Regions from separate parts of the Homo sapiens genome. Here regions 1 and 2 are each linked to region 3. The links are chromatin loops, found by intact Hi-C in ENCODE. Cell type or tissue: MCF 10A. All regions are shown on one strand. Region 1 holds the start of ZC3H12C (zinc finger CCCH-type containing 12C). Region 2 overlaps RDX (radixin). Region 3 holds the start of LOC105369484 (a long non-coding RNA gene).

What was found. A loop is a pair of places that touch in the nucleus more often than their neighbours do. Peaks named below come from ENCODE experiments on the same cell type or tissue, not always from the same donor. Only the 100,000 strongest peaks of a DNase experiment are listed, where the experiment ranks them.
Region 1: it touches region 3 in a loop (17-fold over the local background); 65 of 110 quality-filtered maps call a loop at or near these places.
Region 2: a loop joins it to region 3, with 11 times the contacts of the local background. A loop is called at or near these places in 7 of 110 quality-filtered maps.

The regions. Positions count from the first base shown.
Region 1 is chr11:110,088,847-110,096,846 of GRCh38, forward strand. It overlaps ZC3H12C (zinc finger CCCH-type containing 12C), which reads left to right and starts at 4,546. Exons shown (of 6, transcript NM_033390.2): 1 at 4,546-4,586. The coding sequence starts at 4,566. RefSeq lists silencers at 3,756-3,815, 4,116-4,375, 4,436-4,905. In MCF 10A, a CTCF peak has its summit at 4,292; DNase peaks (open chromatin) are centred at 3,955, 4,285, 5,015 and 6,945.
Region 2 is chr11:110,246,190-110,254,189 of GRCh38, forward strand. It overlaps RDX (radixin), which reads right to left. Exons shown (of 14, transcript NM_002906.4): 9 at 7,757-7,920; 10 at 1,514-1,644. Among named protein-coding and RNA genes, the nearest start is that of RDX, 46 kb to the right of the region's middle. In MCF 10A, no CTCF peak of the experiment used is centred here; a DNase peak (open chromatin) is centred at 5,832.
Region 3 is chr11:109,941,926-109,949,925 of GRCh38, forward strand. It overlaps LOC105369484 (a long non-coding RNA gene), which reads left to right and starts at 4,604. Exons shown (of 3, transcript XR_948004.2): 1 at 4,604-4,782. RefSeq lists an enhancer at 4,343-4,432. In MCF 10A, a CTCF peak has its summit at 4,458 (motif pointing right); a DNase peak (open chromatin) is centred at 4,506.

The sequences.
Region 1 (8,000 bases), 150 kb after region 3:
GGCAGCCAAGGTGAGATGTGAGGAGGATCTGAAACTCTACCTTTTAAGGCTCAAATGTGAATCTAGGTGTGTGGAAGTCTACCTAAGCGCCATATTTTGGAAGGTAGGACTCCTGCCTTTGTGACCATCCTCCCTCTAGCTGCTCTTTCCAAAGCATTTGCTTTTTACTAGTGAGTCTATTCCAAGATTTTGCCTACTCTGAAGCCACAGCCACTAGAGCTTTTTAATTATGTGCAATTCCAAGTCTCAATCCAAGGTCCAGACTTAACTTTGTAACCAAAAAAGATTTGGCTATCCAGAATCAATAATAGCTAAAGTGCCATATTTGCCTAATGCCTGTTTTGAAGTCTACTATCAGATGTTCAGAATTTGATCCTCAATTTTGCAATGATCTCTAAGTTTCTTTTCATTATCCTAACATCCTCTGAACCCATGAAAATTCTTCCCAATATATTCATTATCTCTCTCTCTCTCTGTCTCTTTCTCTCTAAGTAAATATAATTTGGGGGTAAAAAGAGAATATGAGTGGAATTCCCTAATGCCTATTTAATACTGAGTCATATAAACATTTTATGTTTATTTGAAATTTTCTTTCCACTCTGGTTTATTAAAGATGAACAGCCATGCCTGGTTGTTGTTATCATAGTGAAAATTTTAAATTTTCATACTGACGCTCTCAATAGTAGATAATGAATACTCTCATTTACTGAACTATCTGCCTTTTTGAGATAGGACTATAAAATATTTCCACATGCATATCCTGCTGTTAACTCAAATACATGCCTAAAACCAAACTATTCTGAACGTTTTTAAAAGTAGTTTCTGTACTCATACACTGCCCCTTTTTTCCATTAGTAATGCTACAGGTTTCACATTCGCACCCATGAAGTCATTTTAGACTTCTTCCTTTTCTTAAGTCCATCTCCACTAAGTGCACTCAATCATTCACAAAGCCTCTATGATTTGTATACCACAGTGTCTCACTAGCCCATTTCTTCTTTTCCCTCTCTCACTGTCCACTTCGTGATTTCAGGTCAATTCTCCCATATTAGCCTGCAAACTTGTTTCCCTCCATTTTCCAAACCATCCGGTGACCATCACAATATTGGTATTCCTCTAATGGGACATTATCACTTTCTGACCAAAATCCTTCCAGATTCCCTACTAGTACACAGACTACATGGAGCCAAATTCTCTCTTTCTCTCTCTTGCTCTCTCACTCTGTGCATGAGTGAGAGTGTATTCCTTGCTTGTTTTGCAAATCTCTGTAATTTTGTCCTACTTTTCCTTTCCAGCTGTTTGTTATCCTGTTCCCCAAATTTCCCTGGCACTCTTCGTATATGTTATCAATTCTATGAATATGTTCTTCCTTATCCTCTCCACTTATCAAAATACTACTCATTCATCACAATCCAGCTCAAATCTCCCCTTTTTGAAACCCCGACTCATCTTCTATGTAAGTGTTCCTAACCACCCCAACCTAAAGTGATTTCTCTGTCTTCTGATACCTCATGGCATTTATTACCTATACTCACATTTGACACCTATAAATTATCTTCTCTTCTTAGTTTTCTTTTAATTTTTCATGTGTTTTTATTTCTCCAAATAAATAGTAAAGTAATAAGGGCAGTTACTGTATCTTATTCACATAATGGGTCCTGATTCTAGAGTCAAATTGACTGCATTTTAGCCCCTGCACTGTTATTTACTGACTATAATCTTGGTCTTAGTTGTCTCGTCTGTGAAATGGAAATAGTGATAGGTGTTTCCTTATAGGGGTTTTGTGGGCATTATATGAGACAACGCATGCAAAGTGCTTAGAATAGTATCTGGAACATGGTAAGCATTCATTAAATGTTAGTTATTATAACTATTACTCATCTCTTTTACCTTGATTTTTAACCAAGCTTAATCAATGGAGTTCAGCTGAGTCAACTGTGGGATACAAGGTAAGAGGTAGACTGTGTGGGCAGTATACTGCGGAGTGGAGGAACTTCCTGGCATCACTAAAGCCGTGCCATAGATGCTGTCACTTATCGTCAAACAGCCAGTCTCGTTCTAAGTCCCTGCTAAGTCCCTTAGAGATCCTAAGATTGAGGGCCTCTAACTCTGCTCCAGAGACCTCCAAGGTTTTGGCACAGTGTAAAGGGGCTGCTTTCCCAGCCCCTACTTTCCTGCCAATAAAAATCTGACCCGGCTGCAGACAGCAGGCTACCAATCTTCCTAAGGGTCTTCAGGGTGGTATGAAAAAATGTGGACCTGGCCGGGCACAGTGGCTCACGCCTGTAATCCCAGCACTTTGAGAGGCCAAGGAAGATGGATCACTTGAGGCCAGGAGTTTGAGACCAGCCTGGGCACATGGGGAAAACTTGTCTCTACTAAAAATACAAAAACTAGCCAGATGTGGTGACACACACCTGTAATCCCAGCTACTGGGGAGGCTGAGGCAGGAGAATCGCTTGAACCCAGGAGGCGGAGGTTGCAGTGAGCTGAGGTCGCACCACTGCACTCCAGCCTGGGCGACAGGGTCAGACTCTATATAAAAAAAAAGTGTGCACCACAGAACCAGAGAAGGCAGCCTACCTGCCTACCTGCAATTTTATTTAATCGGCTTCATGACTGGCCTACTGACGTGGAAAACAGGCTCAGTAAGACACTCTCCTTTCATCTCACAGGCAGAGTCAGGATGCTCATGTGCACCAGCCAGTAGGATACTCTCAGCTGGGACCCCAACATCAACAGCTAAAGAGCAACTGATGCTGGCCAAAAAGATGGGGACATCTGTGCTGCTCAACTGAGCCATAAAGGCCTACATTTGGTAGAGAATATTAAACTGAAAATTATCAAGTTTGAACCCCAATAAGCATCATGAATATCACTACCATTAGGCAGTCCAAGCAAATTCAACAGATCCAGGCTTAAACCATATATATGCCCTACTGAAAACAACTCAGAGGCAAAACTAATTTTATGAAAGGTAAAAAGTTGATCAAAGGCATGAATCGTGGTCCAGTGAAACAAATGCGTCCTTTAGATGTAACAGACCTGAATACCTCACATTCAAGCTGTGTAACTGCAGGTAAATTTTCTAACCTCGATTTTCTGATGGATAAAGGGGTTTCTAATACCCAGCTCACATGGCTGTGGTGACAAACGGGACAGTGGATTTAAAGCAGGCTATTTGGCCCGTGGCATATGGTAGGGGCACAACCCATTCAGTGTCCCTCCCTCTCACTCCAGAAGCAGACTCATCCTGCCCTAGGCTGCTCGTAATGATTCCAAGGACAGGCGAATAAGGTTATTTGAACATTTCTGAAACATTGACTTAGTTTGTGCTGGGTGTTGTACGATTCACAGAAGTAGAAAGGCTCTCTGCTCCCGGTGCTTTTCAGCCTGCGATTCAGGCGCCCACCTCTGTGCAAAGGGCTGTTTCCTTCCGATCTCCTGAAAGAGATCTGGATGTATCTTGGGTTCAACCTCGATTTTGACACGATTGCCATTTCCATCAAAGCCAATTTCCTTGCTGAAAGAAGTCCTATCCCTGGGTGAAATCCCAACAGCTTCATTTGTTTAAATTCTTTTATTGGCCTTGCTAATGCAGGGTGTGGTTTTTCCTCATCACGGAATATTGATAAGTAAACAACTACGGGGAACCTGCCCTAAGAAGGCGGCCCGTCGATCTCCTTGACTGCCCGGGACATGATCAGTGTTACTGCTGGGTGGAGAAGGTGTCGCCGAGCGGAAAGGCGCCGTCCTGCACCAGGTCGGGGGAGAGGCGCGGGGAGGTCGGGACCGCTGGGTTGGGCCGGGGCAGGGAATAGGCGCGAGGGGAGGCGGCGCGGGAACCTCGGGCAGCCCCAGCGGCTGGGTCGAGCCCGACAGGTTCCAGCAGCTCCCCTCACCCCTCTCCACGCCTCTCGGGTTTTCCCCTTGGCTCAGGGTTTCCTGTTTCAGTTCTCGGCGTTCTCCAGCAGCAGGTGCTGGTTTGCCAACCTCGGCTCCAGAGGCGGCGACGGAGGAGAAGGAAAAGAGGGAAGGGGAGGAGGAAGCGGCGCGGCTGCGGTGGCTGCGGGCGGGCGGGCGGGCGAGGAGCGCGGAGCGAGGTGGCGGAGCCGGGTTCGCTCTCGCCCGCGGAGCAGCGGCACGGACGAAGGGCAGGGCCGAGCCGAGCCCAGCGCTCGGGCGCGCCCGAGCCGGGGCCCTGGCGTGCGGCCAGCTGTCCGGGCGGGAGGCATGAGGGAGCCTCGCGCTCGCCCCGCGCCCTAGCGGCGGCCGCGGCAGCCCAGGGCTGAGGCGAGAGGCGGCCGCCTGCCGGAGGGCCCCGGGGCTGCCCCAGCTCCAGGGCATGTAGTGATGGCTGCGGAGAAGAGAATGCAAGTAGGTTGAGCAACAGATTCGAGTGCGCGCGCGTTGGGGCTGTGAGTTGTGCAACCCAGGGAGGGGGCGCCGGGGCTGCGGCCCGCGGAGAGGGCGCGCGGGCGGGCGCGGCTTGGCGCGGGAGGGCCGCGGTGGCCGCTTCTCCGCGGGCCCCGCCGCCCGCTCGCCGCTTTCTCGCGGGGCTGGCTATGCCGGGTGGCGGCTCCCAGGTTTGTCCTCGGGAAGGGGGTGGGGGACGCGGACCGCGGCGAGAGTGGTCCTGGGGTAGCCGGTCGTGGGGAGGGCCGCGGGGCCGCGCCCGGGCGCCAGGCGGAGGGCGCCGGGGCCGCAGCGACCTCGCCGTGTGATCTCCAGGCCCAGGCGGGTCGGGCTCCGGAGGTCGAGTCACCGAGCTCCGGTCGCTCAGGTGGGGCCGAGCGGAAAGCCCAGCGCATCCTCCCCTCGGGCAACGCCGTCCCCGCCGGGATTTCGGGCGAGGTGAGGCCGGGCTTCCCGGCCCCGCGGCCTAAGGCACCGGTCCCCGCCCGCCCGGGGGCATAGATCGCGAACATGGAGGCGGGCTCGGGCGCCGCGGATGGAAACGGACACACTGCGCTGCCCCAGCGGCTCAGACTCGCGCGCGCTCGTGGGGCGAGACATCTCTTGGCATCTCGGATCCAGCCCTGGCCATTCGCTTAACTATCCATCCCTCCATCCAGATCGCCAGCAACCCCAGGCCGAGCGTCACGAAAGCCCCTCACTCCCCCCTCGTCCCTCCTTCACCCCCAGGCTCCAGTCCAGATCCCTTTTACACGCTGCGTTCATTTTAGCTCGGCTGTTCACATTTTTAACTCCGTATTAAGAAGTGTTACAAATATAACTTGGAGAAATGAATCCCGCATTTCTTCCCTAAGCTGTCTCATTTCAAGTCCTTAAAAACAGCCCTAACATCCAAGTACTGATTACTCTGTCTGGGGTTCTTGCCATTTGGTTATCCGTTAACAATCTCGGTTTGTGTTCGGTGTTTTGTGATAAAGAGATGAAAGACGAATCCAGATTTAGGAAAAGTTTTCCTATTGGTTGACAAGACTGTATTGGAGTATCCCAGGCCCATCAGGCGCTTATTGATTCAGACTTTTTTTAAACCATTTTAGAATAGATGCAGAGATAATTGGAGCTAAGTATTGTATGTTTAGGAATTTGGCAACGTTGTTCAGTTTTTCACTTGTTACGTGCTTGAGTTTTTCCACTTTTAAAATGCATATTATAAACGGAAAACGAGATAAACCTCAAACACAATTTTTGACTTTTCAAGAACCACAAGAAGTCATAAATACAGTGTGTTATAAATGTTTTTGTCTTAATGGACTTAGGATTTAGAGGGTATGACTTCCATTCATTTAATCACATGTACAATTAATTTTAGTAGCAGTTTCTTAAGTTTAGGGTTCTCTGTGTTTGACTACATGATAGCTTCATCAAACATTGGTAAAATTAATCTTAGTGTGATAAGCCCAGGAAGATGCCTATTTCGGACTTGACCCCCTGTTCACCTGTTTTCTTCAACAATTTGGCATGCTTATTTCCAGTTACCTAAATCTGTCTACTGGATGGTACCATAAAAATAGAATGGCCTGTTGACTATGTACCCATAGTTCAAAATGTTTTAATATTTTTACATGAAAGAGTCTATCTTACTTTCAAAGTAAGTTACAAGATTCTACTTCTAGTATTTGGTCACCATAAAAGTACTTAAACATTATAACCAAAGTAAAATGAACTTTTAAATAAACAACAACAAAGTGACTGGCATTTTTTAGCCTTTATTTAATAAGGGAAGTCTAACGGAACTATTTTAGTATAATGGGAAATATTAAAGGATAGGAAACAGAAACTTGGAATGTTTCTATACTGATGAGAGTTTTTATTAGTCACTTCCTTTTACTAAATTTTTGTTTTAATGACCAGACTATATAAAAATACCCTATTTTATATTATGGGCTTCTCTGGAGCTAGGTTTTCATGGGTTACCAACGTCTGCAAAATCGGATCCCAAGTTGTTAATAGAAATTTTATGTTTAAAACATTTTTCTCATTCTACAACTAGGTCTTCATTCTAGCAGACCACAGTGGTTGCTACATTAATTTTAATTACTATCACAGACGTAAAAATGTTGCTGTTATAACTTCTTAGTGTGTTTCATTGTTTTTGTACATAAATTTAGAATTCTTTAATTCTGATTTGATAGCATTTTTAAAGAAACAAACAAGGTATTAAGTAGGGAATGTTTTTATCTTTTTACTGTTGGAACGTAGAATAACACTAATCTGCAGTTATTGCTCATTTGAAACTGGTATGCTTCTGTTCTCTCTGCAAATAATTACTTATTATCACTCTAGCTGCTGTGTAAGGCCCCCGACCTCTAAAAGGATAGATTATGAACGAACATAATGCTATGTGGAAAGTACTAAGTTCCGTGAAAAAAGAAGTGAGAAATTCAGGTACTGGGGAGTGCCTCAAAGGTAGGATTTGAGTAGGTAGAGCTGGTTGGGAGTCATTTCCAAATGAGTCAGTGAACCCTGGAAGGAAAGCAGGGAGTGGGCGGTCCAGTATGTGGCGCATGGGGCAGATGATAGGAGTAGTGAGTGGGTAAGTTGGCAAATAGAGTTTTGGAGTATAGTTTTTATTAGAGCAATATTAAGTAAATAAGATGGTCAGTGAATAATGAAAATTAATTCAATCAGGATTCCAAATTTAAGCCTAAAATATTGAGATTCCGGAGTTTGATCGTAAATCTACCAAATGTTCTAAAAAAGCTTCTTGTGTTTTAAGTGCTAATATGCCTCATGGACCTGCAGCATATGAAATCTCATGACTTTACAAAGTGAAAATGTGTGAAGATTCAACAAAACACATGTTATAATCTCTGCTGCTGTTTTGCAATTAATAGTTCAGAGAAAGGATGATCAATCAAGAATGTGATTTTTTAAGAAAGATCTATTTCACCCCAGAATAGATCTCTAATTTCTTGGTGATTCAAGATTTGTTTAAAATTTTTGTAGGATTAGTGTGTAAATTAAATATCTGACACATAGTAATTTTTGGCATCTGATAGTATAAAGATAACTGCAGATATGTGTTGTGGCGGCATCAATTCTCTACTGTTGTTTTGGTTTTTATAGGTGACATAGTAATAGTCACGTTTGTACACTGATGTGCCAGACAACATGCTAAGTCTACATGCATTATCTCATTTAACCCTTGAACACCTTTATGCATTGCTTCTATTATCCCCAGTCTATAGATGCGGAAGCAGAGACACTGAGTTTGAGTAACTTGCCCAAAGTCATATAGCTAGTAAGTTGCAGAAAGGAGTTCAGACCCAGGCAGTCTGACTTTATAACCCATGATCTTAACCACTGTGCAAGTTCTGCCTCGATAGGATTCTGTTTTTAGTTTGTTCTCTAAAAAGTGTGTCATCATGTATGTTGTTTTGTTGACATACACCATTTGAAAATTAAGTGATGCATAGTGAGTATGTAAGACGAGAAGCCTTTCCTCTGCATAGTACGACAGTAGTAGGACAATACAGAAATCCTGTCTGGCCAGGTAAGTTGAAGGCAAGGACCGTGTCTTTTTGCCA
Region 2 (8,000 bases), 300 kb after region 3:
CCAGCCTAGGTTATTGCTATTTATTCTCCTAGAAGTATTATTTCTAATCCTCTTGGAATTGAAATGATCAATCAGCTTGCGCATTTATAGCAATCTTTGTGGCTTTCCCCTCTAGCTACTCTCCCTTACAATTATTCTACTCATTGCTCAAGAGTACGTCTCCACCACAGCAGGCTGGTGTAAGAAATCAAAATATATCTTAAATAAGACTGAGTATCCCTAATCCAAAAAACGTGAAATCTGAAATGCTACAAAATCCAAAACTTTTTAAGCACCAACATGGCATTCAAAGAAAATGCCCAGGGCCGGGCATGGTGGCTCACGCCTGTAATCCCAGCACTTCAGGAGGCCGACGCGGGTGGATCACTTGAAGTCAGGAGGTCAAGACCAGTCTGGCCAACATGGCGAAACCCTCTCTCTACTAAAAATACAAAAATTAGCTGGGCCTGGTGGAGTACGCCTGTAATCCCAGCTACTTGGGAGGCTCAGGCAGGAGAATAGCTTGAGCTGAGATCATGCCACTGTACTCCAGCACAGATGACAAAGTAAGACTGTGTCTCAAAAAAAAAAAAAAAGCTCCGATTTTGGATTTTCAGATTTGAAATGCTCAATAGGACAATGCAAACATCCCAAAATCGGAATATTTCTGTTCCCAAGCATTTTCAACAAGGGATATTCAACCTGTGTTGGCTATTTCCAACAGAACTGAATAGCTTGTTTTACCAATTGTAAGAAAGCAGATTATTAAATAGAGCTTTTATAAAGAGTGTAGACTTCATGTTACCCCTGAGAGCCTGCTGCTTAGAGAGGAGAAAAACATTTTATTGATGCAATACTTTTTTTTTCTTGCTTTCTCCACTATTCGCTGAGTGAAAGTGGTATATCCTAAAGTTACTTAATATAAACCACATATTATAAATCTAGTATATCCTTTCTATATACAGTAGCACTTTGGTTATATATTGCCTAAGAAGTAAGTTCTTCCAAACACATTACCAAAAACAAACAAAAAACGTTATAACACGTCTATGTGTTGTGTATTTTCTAGTAGAATAAAGTAAAATATTTTTAGGAATTGAGTTCCAAAAAAGTTCATATAGTCAGAATAGCTTAAATTACTTTAATTACTTAAATGCCTTACTTATACAGCCATAAAGCATTGCATACTTTTCTTTAAATGCCATAATGTATTGCATATGTGTTTTTTGTTTATAAAGCCCATATATACATTTACAATTATTTAAGAATACATATGAAAAATATTTGCATGTTTAAAACAAAAAACTAAAAAAAGAAAAATATCTGCATGTTTAAGAGAAACATCAGCACTGTATAAATGAATGTGCCTTAGTGAAACATGTTTATGATGTGATTCCACTAAGTATTAATTTGCCAATTAAATATACAATTGTCCTATATAACAAATAAGGTTTAAGAGTACTAAAAAAAATACCACTATCTGACAACAGAGCAATAATAATTTTTAATCCATTTTCAAAAAAGAAACTTTTACCTTTCTGAGCTTTAATTGTCTGCTCTTCAATTTGTTTTAGACGTTCCATTAGCTCTTCCTTTTCACGTTCTATTCTTTCCTTTTCCTTTTCTGCTATTTCTCTTTTCTTCTTTTCATTCTCTAATTGTGCCCTTAAAAGGAATTGCAATTGCTGTTACAAATTAATACACAAAAATATTATTCATGTGATGGAATACTACTCTGCCATAAAAAGTAACAAAATAATGTCTTTTGCAGCAACTTGGATGAAGCTGGAGGCCATGATTCTAAGTGAAGTAACTCAGAACATACAAATGCCATATGTTCTCACTTATAAGTGGGAGCTAAGCTATGAGGATGCAAAGACAGAGTAATATAATCGACTTTGGTGACTTGAGAAGCAATGGTTGGGAATGGGGTGAGGGACAAAAGACCACATATTGGGTATAGTGTACATTGCTCGAGTGACAGGTGCACTAAAATCTCAGAATACACAATGATAGAACCCATTCATGTAAACAAAAACCACCTATATTCCAAAAACTACTGAAATAAAATAATAATAATTGGAAATAGTATTCATGTGAAACCTAAGAACTGAATCAACTAAGAAGAAATGACAACATAAATATTTTAACAGGGTTTTCATTGTATTACACTTGTGTTCAAAATAGCATATGTAGTTAAAAGTACAGGACTATGACATACATACACTCATGTACGTACATACATGTGCTGGGTTCCAATGTATTACTTATTGTGGGTTCACAATAAAGACCACTGAGACTATTTTTAAAAAATATTAAAAACTTAGACATTTAGGAACATCCTCAAAGGATGAGTTTACAAAACTGCTAGTAAAGTATAACTGTCAAATATATATTCCTGCATATAGAACATGCTTATAAGGCACACTTTAATGGGGGAAAAATCAGATTTACCATTTGCATACGGGATGAACTCTGACAACAAATTAAATGTCAGCACCAAAAGAGTTAACCACACAGTTGCCATGCCCCAAGAAAATATCTTCTTTAGATTAACCGGAGACCTCCACTGGGGAAATAATAAAGGACTGAAGGGAGCAAACAAAGGCATGTATCTTAAATAAAAGGGAGGGCAACAATTTTCAATCATTAAAAATGAATTAATCCAAGTTTAATTTCTTGGGTAGTACCCATTTATGCCTAGATACAAGACAACAAATCAATTTCACCTCCCTTCACAATTCCATTAGAATGACAGTAGGTGGCTAATGATCTTAAAAAATATCATCAGAGCTCAGTGGGAAAAAATGCCTTGATCATTTAGCTGCACCTGCCATGGGCCTGATGAGAGTGTTTCTTTTAAATACTGCCAAATTCATTCACCAAACATCTACCAAGAGCCTACCATGGGTCAGAATCTATGTTAGGGGCAAAAATATAAAGAGGAATAAAAGTCACATGGGGAAACTCTTATTATCAGACAATATTGTTTACTTAAGTTGAATCAATATTCAAATCACTACTTTAATAACTTAAAAATCAGTTATGATTTCATCTCTGAAATTTATCTGAGTATGCTTTAATGTTCCACAAAAAGAGCACTGCCACCTACTGTCAATTCTGAATTTCAAGCACAAAACCCTGTAGTTTCTCAACTTGCAGTCTCTGATAAACTTATCAGAAAAGTTTTGCTATCAAAAATTTCGCCCTTATTTATAAACCTACATTTTAAAATTCCTGCAGCTCCTAGATACCCATTTGCCCCTAAAACAGAAAGAGAGCTTACCTTTGGGGCAAACAGGTAGAGGTGTCACAAGTCAGCAAGAGGTCAAACACTGATGGTGACCTCCTAGTGCATGCACTAAGCTAAAACATAACGGGTCACCACACCTTGCTGCTGGTTTAATGAATCCTTCCACCATTTAATAATCTAGAGAGGCTGGGCATGGTGGCTCACCACATTGTGAGGCAAAGGCGGGAAGACTACCTGAGGTTAGGAGTCCAAGACCAGGGCAACATAGCGAGACCTCATCTCTTCTAAAAATAAGAATAAAAAATTAGCCGGGCATGGTGTGTGTACCCATAGTCCTGGTTACTCAGGAGGCTAAGGTGCGAGGATCACTTGTGTCCAGGAGGTCAATGTTGCAGTTAGCTATGATCGTGCCACTGTGCCCCAGCCTGGCAGGCAACTGAGCAAGACCCTGTCAAATAGAAAACAAAAAAACTAGGGCCTGGTGGTCATTCATGTAAGGGAAGCTCCATCTCTGTTCTGGAGTTCCCTATGCCTACGAGGTACTTTCGCAACAGCAAGGAGGAAGAGCCAGTAACTATTCCTAACCCCAGTATTTGGGCTCACTCTGCAGGACATTCACCTCTTTCTCTTTATCCTATTTCAATTTATAAAGCATATACAGGCAGAGAGATTTAAGGAGATACAAGCTTCCACACTTCTAGAAGACGTGAGTTTAAGGGAAAGTTTGTGTTTCCCAATCTCTCCGGGCAAAAGAAAGGCCTGGTGGCCCCCACAGTGGCTGCTGACCTTTCTGTGTTCTTTAGATAGCTGAAACATCACGCTTTGTGTGAAAGCAAAAGAAGCAAAAGCACAGTACTTTTCAAGTAATTGCTAGTAAGGCCAAAAGCTATTCTTGTCCATGCCAGGTTGTCTGCCACCCTAGGATGTTGATTAGACTACCCAATCACTCCCCAGCCTCTATGCAATCACATCCAGTTCTGCCACAGTTCCCAAGCCAACTACCTCCCTCCCTCCTTTCCCAAGGTCCCAAGACAATTCTCGAGGACTTACACTGCAAACCAGATCTCAACCAGAAGTCTACCATCATATTCCACCAACTAAGAGCCTTTCAGACCCAGCTCTGGCATATATGGCCCTTTCTGCAGATGGATGTGCTGGTTTTATTTAGCTTTTCCCTATTGATGTTTCATTTGTTCTTCAGGGATGGAGGTGAAGGAGATATGGAAGCAGAAAAAAAGAATCAAGATAATCTGGCCATATGCAAGTTGGGAGGGGGTGGGGAATGGTCTTCCTACTGAAAAATGGAATAAGTATACAGCAGATATTTAAACTGATTATAATATTTAAAACATGTTGTAGTTTACTGTACTCTGTGAGGCTCGTATCTCACATTTTATAAGAATCCTACCCTGACAATAGCCATCTCCAGCCAACACTTCATTCAAATAATACAAATGCCTTCAGCCCTTTACATTACTCAGTGATATCTAGTTTTTGTAGGCCTGTCTTGTCTCCTTTATGAAACCAGATCTTGCTGCTCCCCTAAATGCTGTTCATTTTAGAGGACCTCACTGGCCCATAGGCACACCACACATATTTTTATCTCTACATATTCATCTATGTTGGCTTCTTCTTCTGAACGTATCTCTTGCTCTCTCTAACCTTCAAGCTTCAGTCCCACTTTCCTCATGAAGTCTTTTGTGATTACTGTAACAATAGATGCAGATATTTTTATTTGGAGTTTGGGTTTGAAAACACTCATTTCAATGCAGTTGTTCTATTTCAAGGACATAAATCACATTAATAAACTATTATTCCTTGTATTAATATGCAAAAAATTACTTTAGAATATCTTACTTTTTAAAGATCAAATGGGTCTAATTACACTTTTCTTCCATGAATATTAAAAACATATCCAACTTAGTTTATAATAATATTAGGAATTATTATAATGGCTATTTTTTATTAAGTACCGGGTACTTTGCTAAATGCCTGTATACCACTGTCATGATTTCTTACAAAAACGCTTGAAGGTAAGAATATTATTTTCATAGTAAGAGCAAGGAAACACAGGCTCAAAATTATCTGTTCGATTGAGTGTTAGAAGAGGAGTCAAGCCCAGATTTATCTAGTTCCAAAGCCTGTGTTCTTTGTATGACACTAGCCAGCCTTGGTGCAGAATCTCCCACAGCTAACCTACAATTGGTACATAGGTATGTAACTCTAAACTGTAAACTTGGGGCTTTCAGTTTTCACATGTGGAAACAATTTTAGCCATACAAAAACGTGCAAAAATTATCAGTCATAATTCAATTTGGATGCCAATAATTTAAGAGCTTCAAAAACTACATGGAATAACCACTCATAGTGTATAAGGTCATTTTCATTGCCAAAAAACCCCTAGGTTATAAAAATTATAGGGAGTAAATATAGCCAAATATACCAAAGTATTGTAGGGAAAGAGGTCTCTTTGCTACTCTTTCCCAACTACTGTTCTTGCCCAAGAGAGTCTAGCAGCACAGGCAGCATACCTCTGGGCATTCTCCCAGGTATATCTGCTGGCTACTTTGCCAATGGGCTTAATCAAAATTGTTTCCACACATACAGCTGCCATTTCTCTCTCTCTGACCTGTAAAGCAGGGAATAAATGACTCAGCATGCCATTTCTGAAAGACTGCCAATTCCTAGGTGACTAGAATAATATATCTCCTAGGCATTCAAACTGAATAAAAGTTACTGAATTCCAACTGAGTATAAAGCAGTCAATAAATGCTTACTAATGAAGAGCTCTAACATTTATCCAGGAGAACTACGGATTATTGTGCCAAAAAAGAAACTTAAGTCTTCCACTTCCATCTAAGCCTTAGAGTAACTAAAATATAGCACCATTACCAAATGATACTAAGTAAACATACTACCTGTACTAGAAGCAATACAGTATTTCTCTATAAGCCATGAAATAAAGGATATATAGATAAATATAGTAAGTTGAGAATGTAAATAATATATCAACATTATGAATGAGCAGAACAGTTAGGCATACTATAGAGTGATGAGTATGAGATACAGGAACTGTATATAAAATAATTCCTCATTTATCTCATGCTAGAAAACCTTTAAGAGACAGTGAAATCTTTAAGACGATTTAAAAAAATTAAGTGGAAACTAAAAGAAGTCTTCCCTTTGACAGAGGGAAATGCAAGGCTATGTGTATAAGAATGTACTGTATAGAAAGTAAAGCCCAATAAAGAGTATTTTTAAAAAGCATTTAAGATTAGAACCACAATGTAATGCTACAGCACATGAGCACAATAAAAAAGGACATAGCCCATCAAAGTAACAATCCAACTCATTACTCTTTTTTTTATTTTTATTTTTAAGAGAAAGGGTTTTACTACACTGCATGTTGCCTGTTGCCCTGATTGTCTTCAAACTCCTGTACTCAAGCAATCCTCCTGCCTCAGCCTCCCAAGTAGCTGAGACTACAGGCACATGCCACCATCCTCAGCTCACCAACTCAGTATCTTTAATGATGGGATTAGTAATTACTGACAAGCTTCAAACCCATATAAAAAATGTTTTGTTATGTGGTTAACTTCTCTAAGGAAGATAATTTGAGTTAATATGACAAAATAGGTAAAAATCAATAAAATCTCTTACACAGAACAGTTGTTGAATAAGAAAAAAAATCATTCAATATAAAACCTAAAACTATAGTAGCAAAATGGTATCTAGCAGATGGCTTCCTTCTAGATACAAAGTACCTTATATCCAATATTTAAAATACATATGTTTAGGGCTCTTCAAATTTTTTTTAAGGACTTACTCTATTTCTTAGACTATCACGTTGTTCCATAAAGATTTATTCAATAAAGGTTAACTTTAGTTTGGTCTCTAAATTTTTTCAAGTAAAGCACAAAGTTGAAATTAATCTAAAACCAGATTTGGAAATTAATGTCACTGGACCCAGTAATCTGATTCCAGGGTTGATATAAATTTTATTCACTACCATTCAATTTTAAAAATTATCAATTTAATATATTTAACAGTTTCTTTTTTAAGTCTAAGAGAAACAGAGTTAAAAAGATTAGGGTCTTTGGCAGGGAGTACTGATGTTACCCTACTTGGCACAGTGACGTTTCAGTTGTGTTCTACAATGTCACTGACATTGTTTCAAAGTTAAATATTCAGCACATTCTTACCCTGAAAAAATTAAGAAATATAAGTCACAAGCAAAACAATTTTGAAAGTTTCAAACTACTATATCTAAAACAATGTCTATCAGTGAAAAGCAAGAAATGAGTCACAAAAAGCTATTTTCTTCGAGATATGTGTCAAAGATTTCTAACTTGAAAATTATACATACTCGTTTTAAAGGACAGAGTGATAATACTGTCTTTGAATTTTAATATAATGAAAATATTAATAAATACAAATTTAAGGTACATTTAAAAAACTGAGCAGTCTTAAATTTTAGATAGCCTACTCCTATCAATTAAAAGTGAAAGGTCATAAACCCCATACCTTTCCAACTGCTTCTGATGTTTCTCCTCCCTAGCCTGAGCCTTCATCTGTTGTACTTCAATAGTATCAGGCTTCCTTCTTCGCATGTATAGTTCATGGTTTCCCATACATAAGGCCAAAATCCGCTTATTGATTCTCAGACGAGGTGCATAAAACACAAAATCCTAAACATAAAGTATTCTGAATTTAAAATCTTCCTCAAGGATACTGTCTCTCATAACAATCTGTACTAAATTTTAACATG
Region 3 (8,000 bases):
CTCTTTTGCTTAGAATTAAGTTCCAGAAAGCCAATCCCTCATTGTTTCCTCAATTTTTGGAGAATTGAAAATGTCAACAAAGGAAGTCAAGTTATTTATATTTCAAAAAGAGAAATGTTTAGTACTATACATACATTCTCAATTGTCTAAATAAGATACAAGAAAAAAATCACATAATTGCTGTTTATATGGAAAAAATTGGAGGAAGAGACCCTGTTTATGCAAAGTTTCTCTCTCTAAAGTAGCAAATTAAGCTCCTAGTAGTAGGCAAGAATCAAGAGCAAATTGCAAAAGTGTGATGCTTTGCTTATGTAATGATTTTAAGTAAACAGAAAACAATTGAAAGCCATAATTATGGGTATCTTAGGTAAAGAACTTCTACTGTTTTCATAGTTAGGACTCACCATTCTTTTGTATGATTTGGTTCTTGCTTCCACGCATCCAGTTAATATTAGTGAAATTTATTAGAGAAAGCATTATATATGCTGTACTGAAGACAAACTATCACATTAACGTTGCGTTTATGTCTATGCGTGAGAATTGTATTTCTGTGCCTAAGAACTTTGGGGTAGGATTCATTATTCCTGCTCTGATATTGACACTCTCTCTTTCAACAGAAATGGACCTTTTACAATATTGAATGGATCTCAGAGAAGACAATGAGGGAGGCTATAGTTCTCTAGGACTGAGAGAACAGCTTAGCACATGGGATAGGATTGGATTGAACATCACAGGCATGAGTTCTCAGCCCAACCCTGCCTCAACTGGCTACAAGGCTTTGGACAAGTCCCTTGAGAAATGGAGTCTGGGCCTAGAAGGAGAAGATGGCTCCAAGAGTCCTTCCAGCCTCAAACTACCAGGCTATTCTTCCAATATTTAGGCTAGAAATACTTCAGTTTTCAGGATCTAGCCTTCAGCTGCAACTGATGGCTAAAATGAAGGAGCACTTTAATGATTTAAGAAGCTATTCAGTTGTCATAAAAAAGTAATTTTGTTTCTTCCAAAGCTCCAGATTAGTATGGAGATTTTTCTGCTGAGTCTTATTTTTAAAAGGCATTATGCACATCAAGACTGACATAGCCATAAGGAATTGTAGAAATTTTAATATCTGTTGATGTGGATGAGAAACTAAAATTTCCATATTTAAAACTGTCATTTGACTTTTAAATGGATCACATTAAATTACTGTCAGAAATGTTCAATATTTTCTCATCTATATACGATTGTTTCTTGGTAGATGAAAGCTGCAATCTGGTTTCTTTGGCTACATGGCCATTTTTTCAGTTTGTCCCCAAACTTGCTACCAAGCTTGTCCCCAAAGCAAGAGGATGAGATTAAGTGACTGTGGTGTGTGTGTGTGTGTGTGTGTGTGTGTGAGAGAGAGAGAGAGAGAGAGGAAGAGAGGAAGAGACTGAGAGGAAGAGAGAGAGAAATAGCAGCAGCAAGGTAAGATAATATCTCAAAAAGGTATATTTTATTTATTTTGTCTGTTTTTGTTTTTTTTGAAGAAAGGTATATTTTTAAAATAAGGTTATTTCCCCAAACTATATGAATTTTTTAAATGACACACATAAGGAGAATATTTAAAATAAGAAGCCCAATAATATTTTGTTCAAAGACCTTCCAGTTGCATTTTTGTATATTTATAATGTAGCAATTGGGATTCAGGGAGTCAGGATTGATTTTTTTTTTCACCCAACATTATGAGAAAAAGTGAGAAATACATAATCCTACCTTAGCCCTCTTAGGCCAAATACAAAAAAAGAAAAAAAAATAGAAATGAGTTAAAACCTAATTTCTGTTCGGAATGTAATGTTTTGTGAAAGAGATGCAGACTTGGGGGGAAAATATTATTTTTGAGAGAACTGTAGAGGTAATTTGCAAATCAAAGCAGATGTTACTTATACTTTGTCTCATTTTTTTGTTACCATCCCTTTCTCCAACAGATCCAAGCATAGTTATCAGCACATATTAGGTTTAAATATTTCTTGATTGAGTGCTTGCTAAAAGTAATAAATATCCAAACTTAATTAGCAATAAGTAGTTTATCTAAATATCCAGCTAGAAAGAAGATGGAAAAGTGTAATAATTCTTGCAAGAGAAGGAAGGAAGGAAGGAAGAAAGGAAGGAAGGAAGGAAAGGAAAGAAGGAAAGAAGGAAAGGGAGATGAGGGAGAGGGAGGAAGAAGGAAAAATATCTTCATCTAATTAGGAAAAAAATAAACCTGGGTAGCTTCTATGTTCTTAGATTAGAGAAAGAAAATGGAAGTAAAGAAATTAGCGTTATTTGAATCTCTATTGTGTGCCAGATACTCAGCTAAGTTTTTGGATTTTTTTAAATTTGATCTATAGCTATTTCTATCTTCTCTCTGATGTAAGGATACCTTAGAGAACTAGAAATCAGAGAGAAGAAAAGGGAAATGATTAAGTTGATATCAGAACCTACAGAAGTCTTACCACTTACCAAACCAGAATCCTCAAAGTTGTGGATAATTTTCTAGAGATTTTTGACACCAAAGTAAACTTTAAATGTGTGATAAAACATTATTTAGTTAATTAATCATATACTTAAGCTTTGAAGTTAATGGTAAGTACAGCCTATACATTTTTCTTAACTGTTTAATTCTTTAAAAGATTGTCTTTGCTAGTAACTTTTAAGGCCTAATTATTTTAATCGAGTTTTGAAAAATATTAAAAGTTAAAAAGAATTGCAGAGGAATATCAAAGGAAAACAGTAGGTTATAGAAGACTATGTATTCATTAAAAGCTTGATAATTCTTGCCTCTGCCTGGTAGGATATTAGGTAATTAAAATTTATTTGATTTGCATATCTGTGTTTTACAATAACTATATAATGCTTTGGTAAATAAAAATCATAATTTAAAAAAACAAGTGGCATGGAGAGAAAACAGAGAGAAAAAAATGGTGCCCAGCTTTATTCCTTCCATGGTATAGGGTTTTAATAAAAAGACTGAATAAAACTGCAAAAAATTCCTGAGACAAAACACACAGGGCAGCGCAGGAGAACAGGAAAGAAGAAAATACAGAAAAATAGACCCAAATGTTTCAATAAACTGTCCCGCCACACTAAAAAATGGGCAGCAGCAGAGGTTGCCACATGCATCTACAGGCAAAGAGGAGGAACAACGATTGGGATTATTCTAACCAGATTTTTCATGAAACCTTCTGTTGTAGCTGGCCTAAGTGGAACAAATGTGTCTGTGCCTTTGTTTCAGAGTATTTGTACTCCCTAATTTTTATAGCTCTTTCCACATCTTTACGTGCAATAACTCCACTGATGATGTCATACTGGTCTTCCTCAGTTTCTACAAATATAGCCAGCTCTTTCTCACAACATGGCATTTGCACATGCCATTCCATCTGGAACAATCCATTCTCCCATCCTCTTCAATGTTTCTCCACAGCAAGTTCCCAGTCAAACCCAGGTCTCAACTAACATGTCACCTCCTCTGAGATTTTGCTGATCACCCTACTCCCCGACCTGAAGTAATTGAAGTAATGCAGTCACACCACTATACACACTCCACCACCCTCAACTTTGCTTCCCTAACTTAACTCCTGCATCATTGCCTTCAAAACCCTTAGCACAATTTGCAATGACTTTGTTTGTTTGTTTCTGTCTTCCTCATTGGAATGCAAAGCCCATGAAGTCAAGAACACATTTGTCATCACAGTTGTGCTTCCAGTAGACATATGGTTGGCACTCAACAAATATTTGGGAAATAAATGAATGGTCTCATAGTAACCTAGCGCAGTACACAGAGCACGAATTATTATCCCCATTTCATAGGTAAGAAAATCTCAGAGGTGCTTCAAGGACTTGCCCCAAAACACACAATCAGGAACATAACCTCGGTCTTTTTACTCAAGTTCAAGATTTGAGTCAGCCTTCTAGCTAGGTGACACTGGGCACTTTACATAACCTCCATGTTTCTGTTTCTCCATCTGAAAAACAAGAAATAAAATAGAAACCTACTTCATGGTTGTTACGAGGATTAAACAAGGCTTAGAATGTATTTCCATTGGGAAATACTTAATTTCACAGAAAAATGTTAACAGTCTGATACTAGATCACAGATCTTGATGGAGGCAATAGGTTTGTATTCATAATATATATAGGATGGGCTGCACTCAGGAGAATCGAGAAGTTTTGTGGCACAGGGAAGTTTTTTTAATAATGAAAGTGAGGCTGAGATGTCAAAGGCAAATGAGTACCTCACAATTTTGCATCTGGGTGGCTGTCTACCAATCATAACCTAGGTCCCGTCTTGGAGCCCATGGAAGTTGGCTTGTTTTACAAATCTTGAAAATTCACCTATGAACATCAGAGGTTGCTAGTTATGGCCTGAACTAAGAAAAGGGTCTATTTTCTTGAGCCTTAATTTGTGGAATTACAAGACATGCTTTTGCTTCATTCGGTAGCGCAGGCTCCGACCACTAGAGGGAACTGCTCCATCAGTTGTATGAGACTCCAGGCTTCCGCATTCCTCTGGCTGTGACTGTGGAGTATTGTTTCGTAGCAATTTCCTCAGAAACGTAATTGGTCATTGACCCAATCATCTCTCCTTCATGACTTGCAAAATATACTCTCCTGGCCTCAGAGTTGTAAGGATGGAAACAAACACTTCTGTTTCTGAACCAGAGTGGGTTCTCAGAGTCTTGGCTTTCTTTCTGCAGCCTGTCTGCCTCCTAAGCAGCTGAGATTGTTTCCCCACTACAGATGAGTGATAAGCTGACTGCACCCTCACGGATAATTCTATCAGTAAGTAGGTCAGAAGGATAACCCCCTTCCCCTCTCTCCCCAAAATATTCATTTCCAAAATACTCACTGAGTGCTGGATTACATAAAATAGGAGCCTGGGGAGGGTATCATCCCAGTCACTTACCATTGGGTCAAGCGGCTGCTTGGACCCTGTGCCAACTAAGACCCTAATCTCAAGTACGTGCAGAGTAGGAAGTAATTTATGAAACTGGCATCCCCAAAGAGTAAGGAAGAGCAAAAGTGAATAAAATTTATTTAGAACAATTAAAATGTTCCGACTGGCTTGTGTGAGCAGTTTGTACTCTCAGGAATTCTCTGCTTTCTTCAGTTCTTCAAAGCTCTGTCCACAAACTTAGAAGAATAAACCAATATTATGGGGGAGAGAGGAGGAGACTTTAAAACACCTACAGATCATGGAAGAGAAAGAGTATCTACCTCTCCTGGAAGTTGCTTTTATTATTATTATTATTATACTTTAAGTTTTAGGGTACATGTGCACAATGTGCAGGTTAGTTACATATGCATACATGTGCCATGCTGGTGTGCTGCACCCATTAACTCGTCATTTAGCATTAGGTATATCTCCTAATGCTATCCCTCCCTCCTCCTCCCACCCCACAACAGGCCCCAGAGTGTGATGTTCCCCTTCCTGTGTCCATGTGTTCTCATTGTTCAATTCCCATCTATGAGTGAGAACATGCGGTGTTTGGTTTTTTGTCCTTGTGATAGTTTACTGAGAATGATGATTTCCAATTTCATCCATGTCCCTACAAAGGACATGAACTCATCATTTTTTATGGCATAGTATTCCATGGTGTATATGTGCCACATTTTCTTAATCCAGTCTATCATTGTTGGACATTTGGGTTGGTTCCAAGTCTTTGCTATTGTGAATAGTGCTGCAATAAACATATGTGTGCGTGTGTCTTTATAGCCGCATGATTTATAGTCCTTTGGGTATATACCCAGTAATGGGATGGCTGGGTCAAATGGTATTTCTAGTTCTAGATCCCTGAGGAATCGCCACACTGACTTCCACAATGGTTGAACTAGTTTACAGTCCCACCAACAGTGTAAAAGTGTTTCTGTTTCTCCAGATCCTCTCCAGCACCTGTTGTTTCCTGACTTTTTAATGATTGCCATTCTAACTGGTGTGAGATGGTATCTCATTGTGGTTTTGATTTGCATTTCTCTGATGGCCAGTGATGGTGAGCATTTTTTCATGTGTTTTTTGGCTGCATAAATGTCTTCTTTTGAGAAGTGTCTGTTCATGTCCTTCGCCCACTTTTTGATGGCATTGTTTGTTCTTTTCTTGTAAATTTGTTTGAGTTCATTGTAGATTCTGGATATTAGCCCTTTGTCAGATGAGTAGATTGCAAAAATTTTCTCCCACTTTGTAGGTTGCCTGTTCACTCTGATGGTAGTTTCTTTTGCTGTGCAGAAGCTCTTTAGTTAATTAGATCCCATTTGTCAATTTTGTCTTTTGTTGCCATCGCTTTTGGTGTTTTAGACATGAAGTCCTTGCCCATGCCTATGTCCTGAATGGTAATGCCTAGGTTTTCTTCTAGGGTTTTTATGGTTTTAGGTCTAACGTTTAAGTCTTTAATCCATCTTGAATTAATTTTTGTATGAGGTGTAAGGAAGGGATCCAGTTTCAGCTTTCTACATATGGCTAGCCAGTTTTCCCAGCACCATTTATTAAATAGGGAATCCTTTCCCCATTGCTTATTTTTCTCAGGTTTGTCAAAGATCAGATAGTTGTAGATATGCGGCGTTATTTCTGAGGGCTCTGTTCTGTTCCATTGATCTATATCTCTGTTTTGGTACCAGTACCATGCTGTTTTGGTTACTGTAGCCTTGAATCTTCAATACATATCAGAAGTTCATAATTCCTTATTTCAAACTCATGTCTTATTCATTCATTCAGCAAAATTAAATACCTTCTACTTACCAAAACTGTTCTAAGTACTAAGAATTATGTATGGACAACAGGCTGTTGAATACAGAATAATTATTGCTTTTTCACAACTTTTTACCTTTTTTAATTAACTGTTTTATTTGAGATCATTGTGGATTCACATTCAGTTGTAAGAAATAATACAGGGATCCCATGTACCCTTTCCCCAGATTCCTCCAGTAGTAGCATCTTGCAAAACTATGGTACAATGGAACAACCAGTATATTGACATTATCCAGTCAAAACAGAGATATCTCCATCAACACAGGGATCTCTTACGGTGCTTTTTTATAGAAACACACATTTCCCTTCCCCTCATCCCATATCTGGGTCTTAACCCCTGGTAACCACTAATCTATTCTCCATTTCTGTAATTTATTGTTTTGAGATTATTCTATAAGTGGAATCTTGCATTATTGGTTTTTTTCACTCAGCGTAATTCTCTAGAGATTCACCCAAGTTTTTGTATGTATCAATAGTCCATTCCCTTTTATTGCTGAGTAATAGTCTAGGGTATGGATGTACCATAGGTTGTTTAACTAATTATCACTGAAGGACACCTAGATTGTTTCTAGTTTTGTGCATTACAAACCAAGAGCTATAAACATTCATGTACAATATTTCGTGTGAATGTAAGTTTTTATTTTTCTGCAATAAATGTCCAAGAGTGTAATTGCTGGGTCATGTAAGTGTTGCATATTTAATATTTTCAGAAATTGCCAAACTGTTTTTTAGAGAGGCTGTACCACTTTTATTCCCACCAGCAATGTATGAATGATCCAGTTTCTCTGCATCCTTGCTAGTTTTTGGTGTTGTCATTACTTTTTATTTTAACCATTCTGGTAGACGTCTAGTGATATCTCATTGTGGTTTTTAATTTGCATTTCCCTGATTGCTAATGATCTTGAACATCTTTTCATGTGCTTAATTGCCATCTGTATATGTTTTTCAGTGAAATATGTCATCATGTTTTTTACTCATTTTCTAATCAGTTGGTTTGGTGCTGGTTTTTTTAAATTCAGTTTTGAGAATTCTGTAGTTCTATCAGTCCATTCTCATGGGTCTTGGGCAGCTCTACCCCATGGCTTTGCAAGGAACAGTTTCCCTCCTGGCTGCTTTCACAGCTGGTATTGAGTGTCTGCGACTTTTCCTGGCACACGGTGCAAACTGTCGGTGGGTCTATTATACCATTCTTGGGTCTGGATGATGGCGGCCCTCTTCTCACAGCTCCACTAGGCACTGCGCAGTGGGGACTTTGTGT